Regions from separate parts of the Homo sapiens genome. Here region 2 is linked to region 1. A link is an interaction called in ENCODE POLR2A ChIA-PET data of the cell type or tissue named here. Cell type or tissue: Panc1. All regions are shown on one strand. Links, peaks and the distances in the headings refer to the core of each region. The heading gives the core; the rest is flanking DNA. Region 1 has its middle 41 kb from the start of DKK1. Region 2 overlaps PRKG1 (protein kinase cGMP-dependent 1).

What was found. Peaks named below come from ENCODE experiments on the same cell type or tissue, not always from the same donor. Only the 100,000 strongest peaks of a DNase experiment are listed, where the experiment ranks them.
Region 2: POLR2A ChIA-PET joins it to region 1 with 6 read pairs; 3 of 35 experiments call an interaction of 5 or more read pairs at or near these places.

Annotation. Positions count from the first base shown.
Region 1 is chr10:52,351,261-52,359,281 of GRCh38, reverse strand. No RefSeq gene overlaps it. Among named protein-coding and RNA genes, the nearest start is that of DKK1, 41 kb to the right of the region's middle. In Panc1, for the core only: no CTCF peak of the experiment used is centred there; no DNase peak of the experiment used is centred there; H3K27ac peaks cover 4,800 bases.
Region 2 is chr10:52,287,963-52,295,983 of GRCh38, reverse strand. PRKG1 (protein kinase cGMP-dependent 1) reads right to left here. Exons shown (of 18, transcript NM_006258.4): 15 at 7,136-7,258; 16 at 6,991-7,053; 17 at 5,694-5,760; 18 at 1-2,182. The coding sequence ends at 2,084. Among named protein-coding and RNA genes, the nearest start is that of PRKG1-AS1, 22 kb to the left of the region's middle. In Panc1, for the core only: no CTCF peak of the experiment used is centred there; no DNase peak of the experiment used is centred there.

The DNA.
Region 1 (8,021 bases), core at 1,816-6,815:
AAATAGTCAAATTGATAAATAAGGATGAAAAGGAAAAAAAGGGAAGAATTTTAGATAGGAAATCTAAGGAAGTGAGGAGACCTTTGGGAATTTTCTAAACCATTTTCAAGGCTTTGCCATTCTTAAACCACTGCCATTTCTAGGGGGCCCAGTTAATTCCTTTCTTGTCTTGGGAAGTCTCTAGACCTGCCTTTTCAGACATCTTAAATTCTTCACTGCTTTCTTTCAAAAACGTCTTTATCTTAAGTCCAATCCCCACCTCTAAATTTAAGGGAACAATAAATGTGTACTAACAGAAAGTAGAGAAAAAAATCCCCCTTTAATGTCTTGCTAAGACAGTGGTCATTTCCCCATAGTCCAAACCCAGAGCTTTGCTGCAGGGGGTCTAAAAGATCACTGGAGCTAGGAAATATTCCAGGTCAGCTCAGTTCTGTTAGGAAAACTTGGGTGGAAATTGGAGTTAGTACAATGAGTTCTATCCCACTACAAACCGAAGAAAGAAGTTAGCAAGGTACAGATAAAAGATGAGTTGTTATTAATGGGAGGCAGTTTTAGGCGGAACGAGATGCAGGTAACTAAAATTATCTGTGTTCAGTTCCCTCAGTTGAAAAATGGGGATAATGCTTATTACCTGAACAGTTGTTGCAGGTAAGTAATGTTATTTATATAAAGTGACTGGTGTATAGTAGGCAACCAGTAAACATAAGCAACATTAATATTATGCATTTTTAATTCTAATACATGCATTTTAAAAATATATAACAGCCTCCCTGGGAAATGAATAAGATGACATATGGGAGGCCAAATGTACATATCTATTCCTGCTTCCTGGGAACAGCAGAGTGATTTTTAAACAGTTGTTTTTAACTTTGTTTAGAAAGGAAAATTTCTAAGAAAATGCCTTAATGGAAATCCCAACAACAAAAGATAATTCTAGCAGTGAGGTGGCAATCAGGGAGAGAGGAATCAAGAGGTTTAAAATAAACAAAAGAAAACATTAAGAGAAGGCCTAATCAGCATATGGTATTTGGCAAAAGAGACCAAAGAAGAGATAGAGTTAAGAGACTGTTGGGCAAGAAGTAAAAGGATTTGGTGACAGCCTGGATAAGAAGGAAGAAAGGGATGCTGTGTGTTTAAAAGATATGAGCGATAACAACGTCCACAGGCATGACAGAGCAACTGAGCAAGTGATGCCTTTTTTAGAATGAAAATAAGTTTGTTCTTCATCAGGCTAACTTTGTATTTATTTAATGCATCTTGACACTGTTTAAAGGAACAGAACACAAATGTTAGGGGATGTTGGGGAAAGGAGAAAAATTTATTATTTGCATGTCATTGGGGGGAAAAATTACAGTTAGCAAAGTATTAAAATTTGGTTCATGCATAGTAGTTATAAAAAGTTTTACTTGAATAATGAATTAATTAGTCTAATTTCCACACCATACTAACTCTGTTTTTTAATAGCTATTACTTCCTTTAGCTCTTTAGTTATTGTTAAGACTGTCTTGGAGAAGCCAAGGATGTGAAAGGAGTTTGTGGCAAATGAAGGCAATGATTGACTTCCAGAATTCCATGCTTAGTGTTTAATCTGCATTACTTTATATTTTAAAATTCAATATAATCTCAACTCGACTAAAGATTAACTCAATTAACAACAGTAAAAAAAAGTAAATGAAATTTCAGTATAAATTTATTTGCTTTAAATAGTCACAAAAACCTTAAAACTTTTTTTGATTCATTTCTACAAAATAATAATGATTTATAGATGGTAAAGATACAATAAGATAAACTTAACTGCATCTTTTTCCTATCTAAATAGCAAAATTATTCCAAAGGTAAAAGCATTGTATCTAACTAGAAAGAAGCAGAGGATCTAATGCTAGATCTTTAGCACATGCCATATTTATGCACCCTCCAATCTTCATAAAAGGTAACATAAAAATCAGTTAAATCTCACTATTACCACTCTACAAACACTAAAAATTTCGTCAACTGTTTTGTTTATGAAATTGCAAGTGTTTAATTTTTACCTCCCCCTCACCTCACATTTAATTATTAATTGTTCTGAATTTTATTGACCTGCTAGCAGACACTCGGAGCCTTGGTATGCAATTCTAAAGGACATAGTACTATACTTATTGATTGGCAAGTTATTTGACTTATCTTTATTTGTGTTTTCCCATCTCGATTAGACCTGTTCTTACATCTCTACTGATCTGCTTTAGTGGCGGCGGGGGGGAAGAATGAGATAAAATGTATAAACCTTGAAGAACTGCTTGAAAGTTCAGAGTGATGACAGTATTCTTTGCCTTGATGGGATACAAATATTATCTTAATCCACTAAAAGCTATCACTGGGAAATAAATTCTAGCGTATTGTTGCTAGTCTTCTATGTTAAGTCAAAGTAAAAAAGAAGGCATACTAGGAGATCAGCAGGACAAGGATCAAAATTCAGAAATGTAGGACATGAAATACATTATCTAACCTGTTTGTAAATGTTATCAAGAGTATCCCAAAGATTCGAAACAAAATAGTTTAACAACTTATTCAAGCATAAGGCAGTGTATATTTGGAAAATAAATTGAATAGAAAGAAGCAAGAACTAGTGTTACAGCCCTTACCTATAAAAGCCCAAGATAAACTTTGGTCTTACTTGGAATTTGCTGTTCTTTTTATGTTTTGATCAAACTAACTCCCTTATCTCTACTGCCTCATTTTTCTTTGTGTGATCTGCTGCTAGAATACCTTTTCAGCTTTCTCCTGCAGTGAAAACCCAATTATCAAGGGATTCATTGGCCTGTTTCCCATATTCTGTGGGTAATTTCATTCATTTTCCTTAGGAGACAAATGCAGAGATAGGAGTGAAAAGTGTGGAGAAGATACCCATACTTGACTTAGGGAAAGTGCCACTGAAAAAATTCAAGACAGTTCCTATGCTATATTTGGTAGAAAGTGAAATTTACCTCCCTATCGCTCTACTCCATTTGAAAGATGTTTTACCCCAGCTATCATGAAGTGTAAGAGAGAAAGAGAGAGAGGGAGAGAGAGAGAGAGAGAGTGTGTGTGTGTGTGTGTGTGTGTGTGTGTGTGTGTGCACGTGCAGACCAAGATTCTGAGACTTGGACATATTCTGCATAATGTCTCTATAATGTCTCTGGCATTGGAAATGAATCACTACCCTCATTCTTTTCCTGAAGAAGTCAAGCTGCTCTTCCCAGAAAAACATTCCTACTGATGTGATCTTTATTTTGAAAAACCTCTGTGTTACAGCAGGTGTGACAGCCCAACTCCATCTCTAATTAGGTAAATAGACTTGGGCAAATTCCAGGCCTTTCTCAGGGACAGTCTCTACTGAGCAAAAATGAGTGTTACTACCTGCCTTCTTAGTACTTACCTTGCAGGGAATTAATACTGTATTTGAGACACTTAAATGCAGGGCAATGTGACTGAGAAAAAGCAAACAGAAAATAGAGTGTAGCCAATTTTCCTTATTATTTTTTGTCTGCACTATTTTTTTAATCCAACCACCTTAGTAGCTTTTCAAGTTATTCACACTATTTTTCAGGTTCTCACCGAGAAGAGAATAAAGTATGAAAGCCTAAAGAAACACATTTTAGAAATCTGTAACCTCATTGAACAAAACATTAACAAATTTCTAAACCTAGAAATAAGAACATGTCGATTCAGTAAAAAACAAAGGACTTCCACAAAACACTCAGTCTGAACCTTCCTTTTTGCTCTCTTTGCTGGCTCACCTCTTTTAACACGAGCTGTTGCAGTGGCTTTCTAACTTGCCTCTCCTTTTTGTATGATCCTGTCATTCCTCAGCCTTCTTTTAATATTTCTAGGCCTTTGCTTCCCCCTTTCCTTCAGGATGAAATCCAACCTTCTCACTCTGTCATACAAAGCTCTCCCCCATCATGACTGGGGCAAATGGCCAGCCTTATTTCTCCCCAAAACCCCTAAGTCTAAGTTGTTTTGCAGAGCCCCTTTTAATCTCTCAGACACTCTAGTCTTTCTCTGATCTCTGGGCCCTTTCAGTGTTTTCCTTCACCATTTTTATTGCCAAACCTCTTTTTTATTTATGAAATCCTTCGAGACGTCCCTAATGAGTTGCCTCCTCTGCGCAGCTTTCCTGACACCTTCTTCCTCCTCAATCCCTGACTGACTTAGATGATTCCCCTCAAAGCTCTCATGGTGATGAGTTTGGTCTTGTTTTGTGAGTTATCATGTAACTCATTTTAGCTTGAGATTCTCTTTAGGGCAATGAATACAGTTCTGTCATCTCTAGACCTCATGCAAAATAGATTTTCAAAAAATATTTGCTGACTGACATAATGAGACAGGCAATGTCTTAAAATTTATGGGCCAGTTATGAGGTATCAGGAACTGTGCATGAATTTTCTTATTTAATCTTCTAAGAAATTCTCAAAAGAGTTTACTACTATCATTTCCATTTTATAGATGTGGAAATCTAAAAGACAGGAAAAAATGGAAGGGAAGTAAGAATTCAGTTATGTTAGATGCCTGAATACATTTTCTATAAAAGATTACTAATTAGAATGCATTGAGTATTATCTAATCATTATGTAATGATATAATAAATTATTTACTGAAATATATTACAACTAAAACCTATTGAGTTATTCTCAATAGCTAAGCCTTAGCTATTGACTGATGCTGAATGCTCATTATAGAAAGAGTTTAGTCCTCATCATGAAGTAAAGAGGCAAGGAAGCAAGAGAATGAATAGAATAGAAGGTCACAGGGGAAACAATTCAACTAAGAAATCAAAGATGAACAAGTTAGGACCAAACGTGAGGGAAGATATACTAGGTAAATCCTCAACTGGAATTTTCCTAGTCCTTTTTAGGGCCAGCCCCATTGTGAAACTAAATGGATTCCTCTTCTCAACTGCTTGTGCCAAATTCTCTTTTCTGTTTATTGACTGTCTAGGGTTTGGAATGTTGACTGCAGGCCTCATAGAAAGGTAATGATCTTAGAATTAGTTTTGTTGGTAATGTACTTAGGTTAAGGAATATTGTCTCTCTTGAACTCCATTTCATTTGCTATGGTAACATCAAATTCTGAGCCATAAATAGCACACAGGTCAAACTTTCCTAATGAGAGCAGCCTTTTATACTACCCAGTTCCATACTTGCATAATACAGGATGTGTCAATGATCAAACAGTCATGGACATCACCATCTGTTTCTCCAAGTTCCATCAACCAAAGTAGGATGGGTTACACAACCAAAACGTTTACACTGTTATTTGTGTCTTACTATGTTTAGTTTTGGATCACAAATTTTAGTACTTCAGCCCTCATGTTTTTAAAACAGAAACCAAGAAAATATTCAAGCAGGTTAGCATTTTGCTGACAGTTGGCAGGCTTTGGGTACTTATTTCCTGCTCTAATTTTTCAGCTACTTTTAAATTTGTTTGTTACTATGGTAGGTTCATAGTAACAGACATCTCTTGGTTATTTGTGCAGAAAAGCCTCTTTAAGACTGGACAATGTAGTCATTCTTAGGGCAGTAGTAGGTGGTCTGACTAATGGTGGAAGAAAATTTTTTAAGTGATAATATTTTTTATTTTAAATCTAAGTGGACAATTATCGAGCCTCTGCCATTTATAAGGCATGTCTTATTATATACTTTATATTTCATTTAATATGAGTAAAATAATAGTTAACCATCCTTGTTTCAATTTTGGACTGGTCTTTTTATAAGCTTTGCTGCATTTTACTCTCATAATAACTCTCCAAGGTAAATATTGCTCTTATACCATCCCTATTATATAGATGAATCTATGATTCTGTGAGTCACAATACTTGCCCAATGTCCCATAGTAAGTGCATTGAGGTTTATTTGATACTAAAGCCTGTGTTTTCCACATCAAAAAAGAGAGAGAGCAGGAGAGTGTGACTAAGTGTTATGTAGGATCAAAGAGACGAGAGATTTTGGTGGATCCATCAGGCTTTATAGAAGACAGGAATATCTGAAATATCTTATGCACACAAAAATGACGTGAGGCATGCATTAGAGATTCAAGGCAATGGCAAAAGCAAAGGTAATAGATGGGGAATACTCAAAACATTTCTGGAGAACAGTGAATGATCAGATTTGTTGGACTAAAATGGTAAGATATAGATGGCAAATATTGGGGTGAAGAGTGAAAAGCCAAGTTGAAGCCATGTAGCTAAGCTTTATGGAGATTGAACCAGTAGCAGGTGTGGGATGCATTAGAGTGGGAAGAGATCAGACATAGTTTAAATAGTTGTAAACACTTTTGCCACAAACCCCATGCCAAAGATGATGGCCGAAATGAGAATCAACATGGAGTGAGTGTTAAGAATGTGTATGAGGGATTTTTTAAAAAAAATATATATATATATATGTCTTTATTTGACATTTAATAAGATGAAGGCATGAGATTTTAAAGTCTGGGTGTAAGGAAATGACAGCACTAATGACAGAATTAGGGGATGCCAAAGTAATACCTGGCAGCTCAAAATGGTGAGCTCTGGACATTGTGTATAGAATGGACATGTGGATTGACCCCAGTCATATAGGTGGTTAAGTCTCCTGATTTCGACTTGTATGCCCAACTCTGTTGTGCCTTTCTACCAATCCCTGAACTCTCCTTAAAAAAAAAAACAAAAAAAAACCGAAAAGGGTTATATGACATCAACCCCTGAACTTGCATGTGGCCATCATAGAAGGTGAGACAAAGGGAAAAATCAATGACCTTTAGCAGATCACAGAGATGGTCAATTGCTAAGAAATGTTCAGGAGTACTCCATTTATATTCAGTAGGCAATTGGCTTCTTATGTTAAAACCAAATACATTAACAGTGTTTTGAAAATTGAATTACAAAGTTTAGGTGACTCTCTATGGTAGCAAAAGCTAATATAGCAATGTAAATGCAAAGGTTTGGGTTATCTCCATTCTTGCAATAAATAATCACAAATCACTTGCATTTCTTGAGCATTTATCATATGCCAGGCACAGTTCTACATATAAAGTGTGCAATAACTCATCTAATTATCACGGTGATCTCAGGAGATGGATAAAATTTTTATCAGGCTTATTTTACAGATGAGAATTATGAGACTCAGAAAGATAAAAATAACATGCCTAGGTTCTCATAACAGACAGATTAGAGAAGCATTCATATCCGGATGTCTCCAAGCCCAAAGTCTTTTACATAACTCATAGCATGTAAATTATATAATGCCCACAAATATTTTATCTGATGTGATCTGGAATAACAAGCATTGTTCTTTACCACCATTTTATTATTGGTGACCTCATCCTATAACCATATTTTTTTTCTGAGTACATCCTATAACCATATTTTTTTCTGAGCACTGATTTTGTTTCCTAGAGGAAAATTACTTTCATTTAGGGAATGCTGATGTAATTGGAAAAAGAAAATGAAAAACCTCCCTTTTTACTTTTCAAGAAGGATTCTATTTTGAAGTATATAAATATTCTTTTTATTGGATACAAAGGGAGACTTAAAAAAAAAACTACTGTCGTTAATCCTATGCTTGGAAACATCAAAATCAATGATCACTGAAAGGATGATTTAGGTAGATACTGTAACTAGATGTGCACTTGAAGGAATCATTAGTAAAACAAATTCTTCTCTAACTGAAAAAAAATGTACAGCTTTTACAAATACATTTAACTGAATTAGATATACTCACTCATTTTCTATAGTCCAGCCCCCAAAACAAGACTTACCCCCTAACTACTCCTCACTGTGATCACCACAACTATTCTCCCAAAGATTCTCAGTGTTTTTATTGTGTGCTGAATCAAAATTTTGGAGGCATGGATTGGGACCTAAACATAAATCAGTATGCAGGAATAATATAAGTAGATAAAAGGTATCTATGTAGAAATATGGACGGGCGTGATGGATTAGTGATGATTTCTCCCTTGTAAAGAAGTCTATTTAAGGAGTTTTAATAATAATAAAAATAATAGAAATAGAAAAAACTGGGCCTGAG
Region 2 (8,021 bases), core at 1,927-6,926, 63 kb after region 1:
TTAATTTTATATTCTAAAATCTGTAGAAAACAGTGGATATCTTGGGGAATAGACCAATTTGGAGAAATTGTAAGGGACGGAAAACTCCAAAAATACAAGAATAACAATATTTTAGGATTAAAGTTCTAATTGAAGTTTATACCCTTTTCATTTTATCCTCCAAAATTTTAAGAATATTATATTTTCATAAGATACCATATTCTAAGGTAGTTTTGAGTAAGAACAATTCAAGCAAAATTTATAAGATTTGCCTTCTTAGTTAAGGTGTAATGATCTAATTGGACTTTTTCTTCCAGAAATGTAGGCGTTTGATTGATTAAAAAGAAAACTCTACTGAAAAAAAAAGCAAGCGTCAATTTAATATACCAAATTCACACAGGGCCAAAACAGAATGACAGCTTGAAAGCTTCTATATTTTTCTTCACAGGTATAATGTAATTTTGTCCAGGAAATGCTTCCAAATGGCTGAGTTACTTATGACAGCTAATAATAGTCAACTGGCATGCCAGTGAAGGACTCAGTTTAATTTGTGGATTCTTTTCTCCATGTGAATAAAGTAAATCAGCTTGACATTTTCAAATCTAGTCTTTTTTAGGTAGTATGAAATTGCAGAATTGTAGTAATTCTATTTTATTTAAAATTTATTTTAAAAAAATCAGGTTCCTGTTTTCCTCTGTACTGCTTTCTTAGTTAGACAAGTATATGGACTCAGCTTATTCACTAAAAGGTAATCAACACCTGGCCAGGTTCTTGTTTTGTTCTCTGACCTCAAATAAGTAATGTTCCAGATCTGGTAAACCTGTAAATATTAACAACTTTGACTTTGGGCTTTCTTTCTTTGTCTTTTCTACTTCTTTTATTTCTGTTTTTCATTCTTGTTTTTTGTTTGTTTGTTGTTTTTTGGTTCAGGCCTAAGACAAGAAGCTAGTTCAAATAGGTTTATAATTACCTTTGTCTCTCAACTCTAGACTGACTATGTTGTATAAGTGAAATTGGACAGGAGTTTGGTTTAATAACTTTAGTGAAAATGCTTGAGTTTCTGGCTACACGTATAATGATTTGAATTTGTGTTGTCTGTTCAGACACTGACATTTACAGATGAAAGATATACATAGCACCTATATAGTTTTTATTTATTTTTTGGATGGGTTTTAATCCCTCCCCACTCCACCCTACCCCAAGCATTTATTTTTATAAAAGGGAATACTTTAAGCCTCAGTTTGAGGGTATGTTAAGTAAAACCAATTGGCTGCTAGTCATTTACTTCCAGGACCATCTTTAAGCACAATATTTTAAAAAATATGAAATGGTTTTGTGAATTGCTTTTTTTCCCCACTCTGTCATGCCAATTTATCAAAAAAAACAAACAAATATCATGCATTATTTTTCAGTCTTCTGTGAAAACTCATATATACCTACTATGAGAGGTCTCAGCAGAATCTATAGCAGTTGTGCTTTTATCATATCAATTTTTAAAATCTGTCAGAAAGAAAAGGTAACATTCAGTCTTGTCATCAGCACTGCTGGGAAATAAAATCATGAAACTTCTAGCACTGGTGTGACATGAACTCTGTGACCAACAGATGTGTGGTCCTCTTTTGTATGGTATATACACCGGCCTGCAGTAATAGATCCCACAGCCTTCACTTGAAGAAAGGGAATAGCCCAGTTTCTGTACCATAGTAATCTATTGTACCCAATATATTATTCTTTCATCTTCTTGAATATTCCAGCAAGGTACAGACTCTTATACTACATTGAAGTGTTTCCTACAGTCTTTCAAATTATAATCAGAGCAAAGCAAGGTCATTGCAACAATAGAAAACATCTTTTACTGGTGAAAGGCTTTGCTTCAGGACCACCATGTCAACTGCTATTTTAGGTTCAAACAGAAAACATGTAAAGAGCACTATTGTCATCTAAGCGGTAAGTCCTAATGCCACTGTAGTTACTGGAGCAGCATCGATCAAAGGCATCATGGTGACCCCGAGCACTAATCTTCTCTCTTTCCCTCAGGTTTGCTGGCAGCTGTGTCTCAGAAAAAGCTGTCTTCAGCAAGGCAGAAGCAGGTAAGAGAAATACATTAGAAGTCTATATCCCATCCTGAGTTGTCATCAGGTGGTGGTTCATCGTTGTCCTCAGGGAAACTGTCAAAATTACTTGTGTCTGTGGGTGATGCAACCTGTAAAAAATGGACAGGTTTTTTTTAGTGGATTTTTTTTAGTGGAATTCCAAGCTGGAATTTTTAAGTGCATTCTGTATTTATTCCCTATTAGTGACTATTTCATTGAGTATCTACTATGTAGCAGGTATTGAGGGTCACAGTGGTAAGTACAAGCAGACATGGTTCTTATCCTTGGAGAGTTTATACCCTTGTGAGTAATAAACTGTATGATTAAAACAAATAATCACTAAAATCTTTCTATATAATAAACTTTGGCTAGAGCTATGGAAACAAAGATGCCATGAAAGTATAAGAGTGATCATGTAGCGTGATGCCTCCAGCTTTGTTCTTTGGCTCAGGATTGACTTGGCGATGCAGGCTCTTTTTTGGTTCCATATGAACTTTAAAGTAGTTTTTTCCAATTCTGTGAAGAAAGTCATTGGTAGCTTGATGGGGATGGCATTGAATCTATAAATTACCTTGGGCAGTATGGCCATTTTCACGATATTGATTCTTCCTACCCATGAGCATGGAATGTTCTTCCATTTGTTTGTTTCCTCTTTTATTTCATTGAGCAGTGGGTTGTAGTTCTCCTTGAAGAGGTCCTTCACATCCCTTGGAAGTTGGATTCCTAGGTATTTTATTCTCTTTGAAGCAATTGTGAATGGGAGTTCACTCATGATTTGGCTCTCTGTTTGTCTGTTATTGGTGTATAAGAATGCTTGTGATTTTTGTACATTGATTTTGTATCCTGAGACTTTGCTGAAGTTGCTTATCAGCTTAAGGAGATTTTGGGCTGAGACAATGGGGTTTTCTGTATATATAATCATGTCATCTGCAAACAGGGACAATTTGACTTCCTCTTTTCCTAATTGAATACCCTTTATTTACTTCTCCTGCCTAATTGCCCTGACCAGAACTTCCAACACTATGTTGAATAGGAGTGGTGAGAGAGGGCATCCCTGTCTTGTGCCAGTTTTCAAAGGGAATGCTTCCAGTTTTTGCCCATTCAGTATGATATTGGCTGTGGGTTTGTCATAGATAGCTCTTATTATTTTGAGATATGTCCCATCAATACCTAATTTATTGAGAGTTTTTAGCATGAAGGGTTGTTAAATTTTGTCAGAGGCCTTTTCTGCATCTATACTACAAGGCTAGAGTAACCAAAACAGCATGGTACTGGTACCAAAACAGAGATATAGATCAATGGAACAGAACAGAGCCCTCAGAAATAACGCCGCATATCTACAACTATCTGATCTTTGACAAACCTGAGAAAAACAAGCAATGGGGAAACGATTCCCTATTTAATAAATGGTGCTGGGAAAACTGGCTAGCCATATGTAGAAAGCTGAAACTGGATCCCTTCCTTACACCTTATACAAAAATTAATTCAAGATGGATTAAAGACTTAAACGTTAGACCTAAAACCATAAAAACCCTAGAAGAAGACCTAGGCATTACCATTCAGGACATAGGCATGGGCAAGGACTTCATGTCTAAAACACCAAAAGCAATGGCAACAAAAGCCAAAATTGACAAATGGGATCTAATTAAACTAAAGAGCTCCTGCACTGCAAAAGAAACTACCATCAGAGTGAACAGGCAACCTACAAAATGGGAGAAAATTTTCGCAACCTACTCATCTGACAAAGGGCTAATATCCAGAATCTACAATGAACTCAAACAAATTTACAAGAAAAAAAACAAACAACCCCATCAAAAAGTGGGCCAAGGACATGAACCGACACTTCTCAAAAGAAGACATTTATGCAGCCAAAAAACACATGAAAAAATACTCATCATCACTGGATCACTGGCCATCAGAGAAATGCAAATCAACACAACAATGAGATACCATCTCACACCAGTTAGAATGGCGATCATTAAAAAGTCAGGAAACAACAGGTGCTGGAGAGGATGTGGAGAAATAGGAACACTTTTACACTGTTGGTGGGACTGTAAACTAGTTAAACCATTGTGGAAGTCAGTGTGGCGATTCCTCAGGGATCTAGAACTAGAAATACCATTTGACCCAGCCATCCCATTACTGGGTATATACCCAAATGACTATAAATCATGCTGCTATAAAGACACATGCACACGTATGTTTATTGCGGCACTATTCACAATAGCAAAGACTTGGAACTAACCCAAATGTCCAAGAATGATAGACTGGATTAAGAAAATGTGGCACGTATACACCATGGAATACTATGCAGCCATAAAAATGATGAGTTCATGTCCTTTGTAGGGACGTGGATGAAATTGGAAATCATTTCTCAGTAAACTATCGCAAGAACAAAAAACCAAACACCGCATATTCTCACTCATAGGTGGGAACTGAACAATGAGAACACATGAACACAGGAAGGGGACCATCACACTCTGGGGACTGTTGTGGGGTGGGGGGAGGGGGGAGGGATAGCTTTAGGAGATACACCTAATGCTAAATGACAAGTTAATGGGTGCAGCACACCAGCATGGCACATGTATACATATGTAACTAACCTGCACATTGTGCACATGTACCCTAAAACTTAAAGTATAATAATAATAAAAAAATAAAAAAATAAAAAAATAAAAGAGTGATCACGTAGGCCCAGCGCGGTGCTCACGTCTGTAATCCCAACCCTTGGGAGGCCGAGGTGGGAGGATCACTTGAGGTCAGGAATTCAAGACCAGCCTGGCCAACATGGTGAAACTGTGTCTCTACTAAAAATACCAAAATTAGCTGGGAGTGGTGGCACTTGCCTACAATCCCAGCTACTCAGGAGACTGAGGCAGGAGAATTGCTTGAACCTGGGATGCAGGGGTTGCAGTAAGCCGAGATCACGCCACTGCATTCCAGCCTGGGTGACAGATTAAGACTCCATCTCAAAAAAAAAATTAAAAAAAAAAAAAAAAAAGAGTGATCATGTAAAGACTCTTTGAAAAAGTGTTATTTTATTTCTTTTTTTAGAGACAGGGTCTTTCCACTCTGTCACCCAAGCTGAAGTATAGTGGTACAATCACAGCTCACTGTAAGCTCAAATTCCTGGGCTCAAGTGATCCTCCTGCTCCAGACTTTTGAGTAGTTAGGACTATAGGTGCACATCAGCACACCTGGCTAGTATTTTCTTTTCTTTTTTTGTAGAGACAGAGTCTCACTATGTTGTCCAGGCTGGCTGGTCTTGAACTCTTGAACTCCTGGCCTCAAGTGATCCTCTCACCTATATATTTTTGTCTGCATTTCTATATTTTGAACATTTCCCATGCTAAAAATTAACTTATGTTCATAAATGAGGGAAACTTGAATCAAATGAATAGTTAAAAAAGAGAAGAGTAAAACACATTTACAGTGACTATCCCCAAATTTATCTGCTTTCAAGTTTGGATTTTAGAATATGTCATTATTTTAATGTGACATTTTTCCTAGAGTTTGTTTAACTTAATCATAGGATTAAACTTTAAAAATAACAGATCATTGTTGACTGACATAAACACCATCAATTATGTCACACAATTATAAGCTGGAAAGTCTACTTACACTTGGTATTATAGGAGGTGTCAAGGTACCTTTTCTTAAGCCTTCCCAGTTAAAGCCCTCAAACCATCTAGAAAAGGAAAAAACGTTGATAAAAACATTTTGTGTCAGCTAAAAGCTTCTCATTGCAGTGTATACAATGTCCATGGCTAATGGGAAGCAGTTAGGCAAACATTTTCATGTGACAAAAATGTTTTCTATTTAATTGCATATGTTTTCCTAATAGTTTATTTTATGAAATACATATTTTTAAAAGTATAACTGTCAAATTTTAAACACCAATTAACATGCAACACTTATTCCTTGTAATTCAGTCATAATGTCTCTATGACCTTGTTCCTACACTATAATTAAAATTTAATACATGTCATAATGTGTCTGGCCCTGTGCCTTACAGGATATTTTATTTTAAGGAGGTAGAACCAGGGCATGAAAAGTCAGGATAGAAAATTAACTTTCCATTTTTGCCACTGATTCAGTGCACAGTGTCAGCTAATTAACCTTTTCACATCATTGTCATAGTCTCTACATGTCCCATTTTCTTCTTTTTTTCCCTTTTTTAATGAAGAATAAAGATATTTTGTGTACAGTTTTTCTGTGAAAATAAGAACCAAAAAAGACTAAAGTTTTTGCTTGTTTGTTTTCTTTTGTCTTTGAAGGGTTTCAGCATTAGCAAATGCTTACAACAAATTCTTAGCAGGCTTTTCAGATATTCAGAGATATTTTAGTAAACATGTTTCTTTGATAAGGATGTGAATTTCCTGTCAGTGTTACACAAACAAATAGAGAAAACCCAATTAGTTTAGCTTTAGAACATCCAATCAACATAGGGAAGGTCTGATATTTAAGATGTTGCTATTGTTTAAAAAACACTGTATTCTGTACTTATGTTTTTCTCCTGTTATAACATCTAATTAGGAAATGCTTGGAAAAATATATTTTGTCTTTAGGAAATCAGGTAAGATACAGTAGGGGACTTTTATTTGTAATTCTGTGGTAGAGAATAGAATCCCCAAATTTAAAATACACATTTCCCCTTTGTGCCAGAGGGGAAAAAAATGCTAGTTGGTATGAGTTGTAAGAAACTGAGTTCAGCTTCTTATGTTACAGGGTTGTCAGATAAATATAAATAAGGTTTCATAATCACAACTAGAAAGGCATTTAAAAGCCTTACTAGTTTATACGCTGTCTTTGGATGTTCCTATAGGCTAATTATACTAGTTTTACACCAATAACTTAAAAAGCAACACCCTGGGGAAATGATGTCACGTGTTCAGAACTCTGCAGAAAGAACACTTACTTGTGCTTTTGAATGTCTTTTACTCCATTTTTCAAATTCCCTAATCTTTCTGATGGATTGTCCCTAAAAATAAAATAATGGTTTTATTAAATCTAATTTTTTCACATTATGATGTTTTCAAAAATAATGTGGTTGAAATACTTACCTGCATAGTTTTTTAATTAAATTAGCAGCATTTTTGGCAATCTTCTTTGGAAATTCTATCATGTCAATCCCCCTCAATATGATGTTATAGGTTTTCATAGGATCTGGGCCTGAGAAAGGTGGGCTGCAAGAATGAGAGACACGACAAGAGATATTACTTTTATTTTCTACATGAGAACACTTGAATTGCTATAAACTCCACAGATGACATCAATTCATATTTGGGGGCTTAGATTAATAGTGACAATGGAATGAAAATAGATTAATAGCAAAACAGTGTGGAAGCCCTTCCAAGTAAATCACTTAGTGAAACCAGAAATGGGTCAAGTTTATCTGCTCTTCTCTTGCTTTCTTTTAAGTGCTGGAGTCTAAGCCCTCATGCTGTCCTTGGTCATTCAAGATGCTTCTTCTACTCTCTGACCTTTTCCACACTTACTGACTCATTGATTATACTTGAGATGAAGTCCAAAATCATTAGGAGGGGCCGCAGGAACACCAACGATACTACCCCACCTCATGCCATTACCACCCTCACTCACTGGGATCCAGAAACAATAGCCTTCTCTCTGTTCCACTGAAATGCCGAGCACTTTCCTACCTCATGGTGTTACTTATTTGGTCTGGAAGGTTCTTCCCATACTTATCTGGCCAATGCCTCACTTTATCAAGTTTCAGTATAAGTGTTATGCTGTTTCCTCCAAAAGGCCTACTCTGGTCAACCTATTACAACCAATTACATAACCTATATCAACCCACGTAACCTAGCAATCTAATTTCATGCTCTAGTTTAAAGTTTAATCTAAATTAGAGTCCCTGTTACACTTTTATAGCACCCTTATGCCACTTATTGTACTTTGTAATTATCTTTTCATTTGTGTGATTGTTTT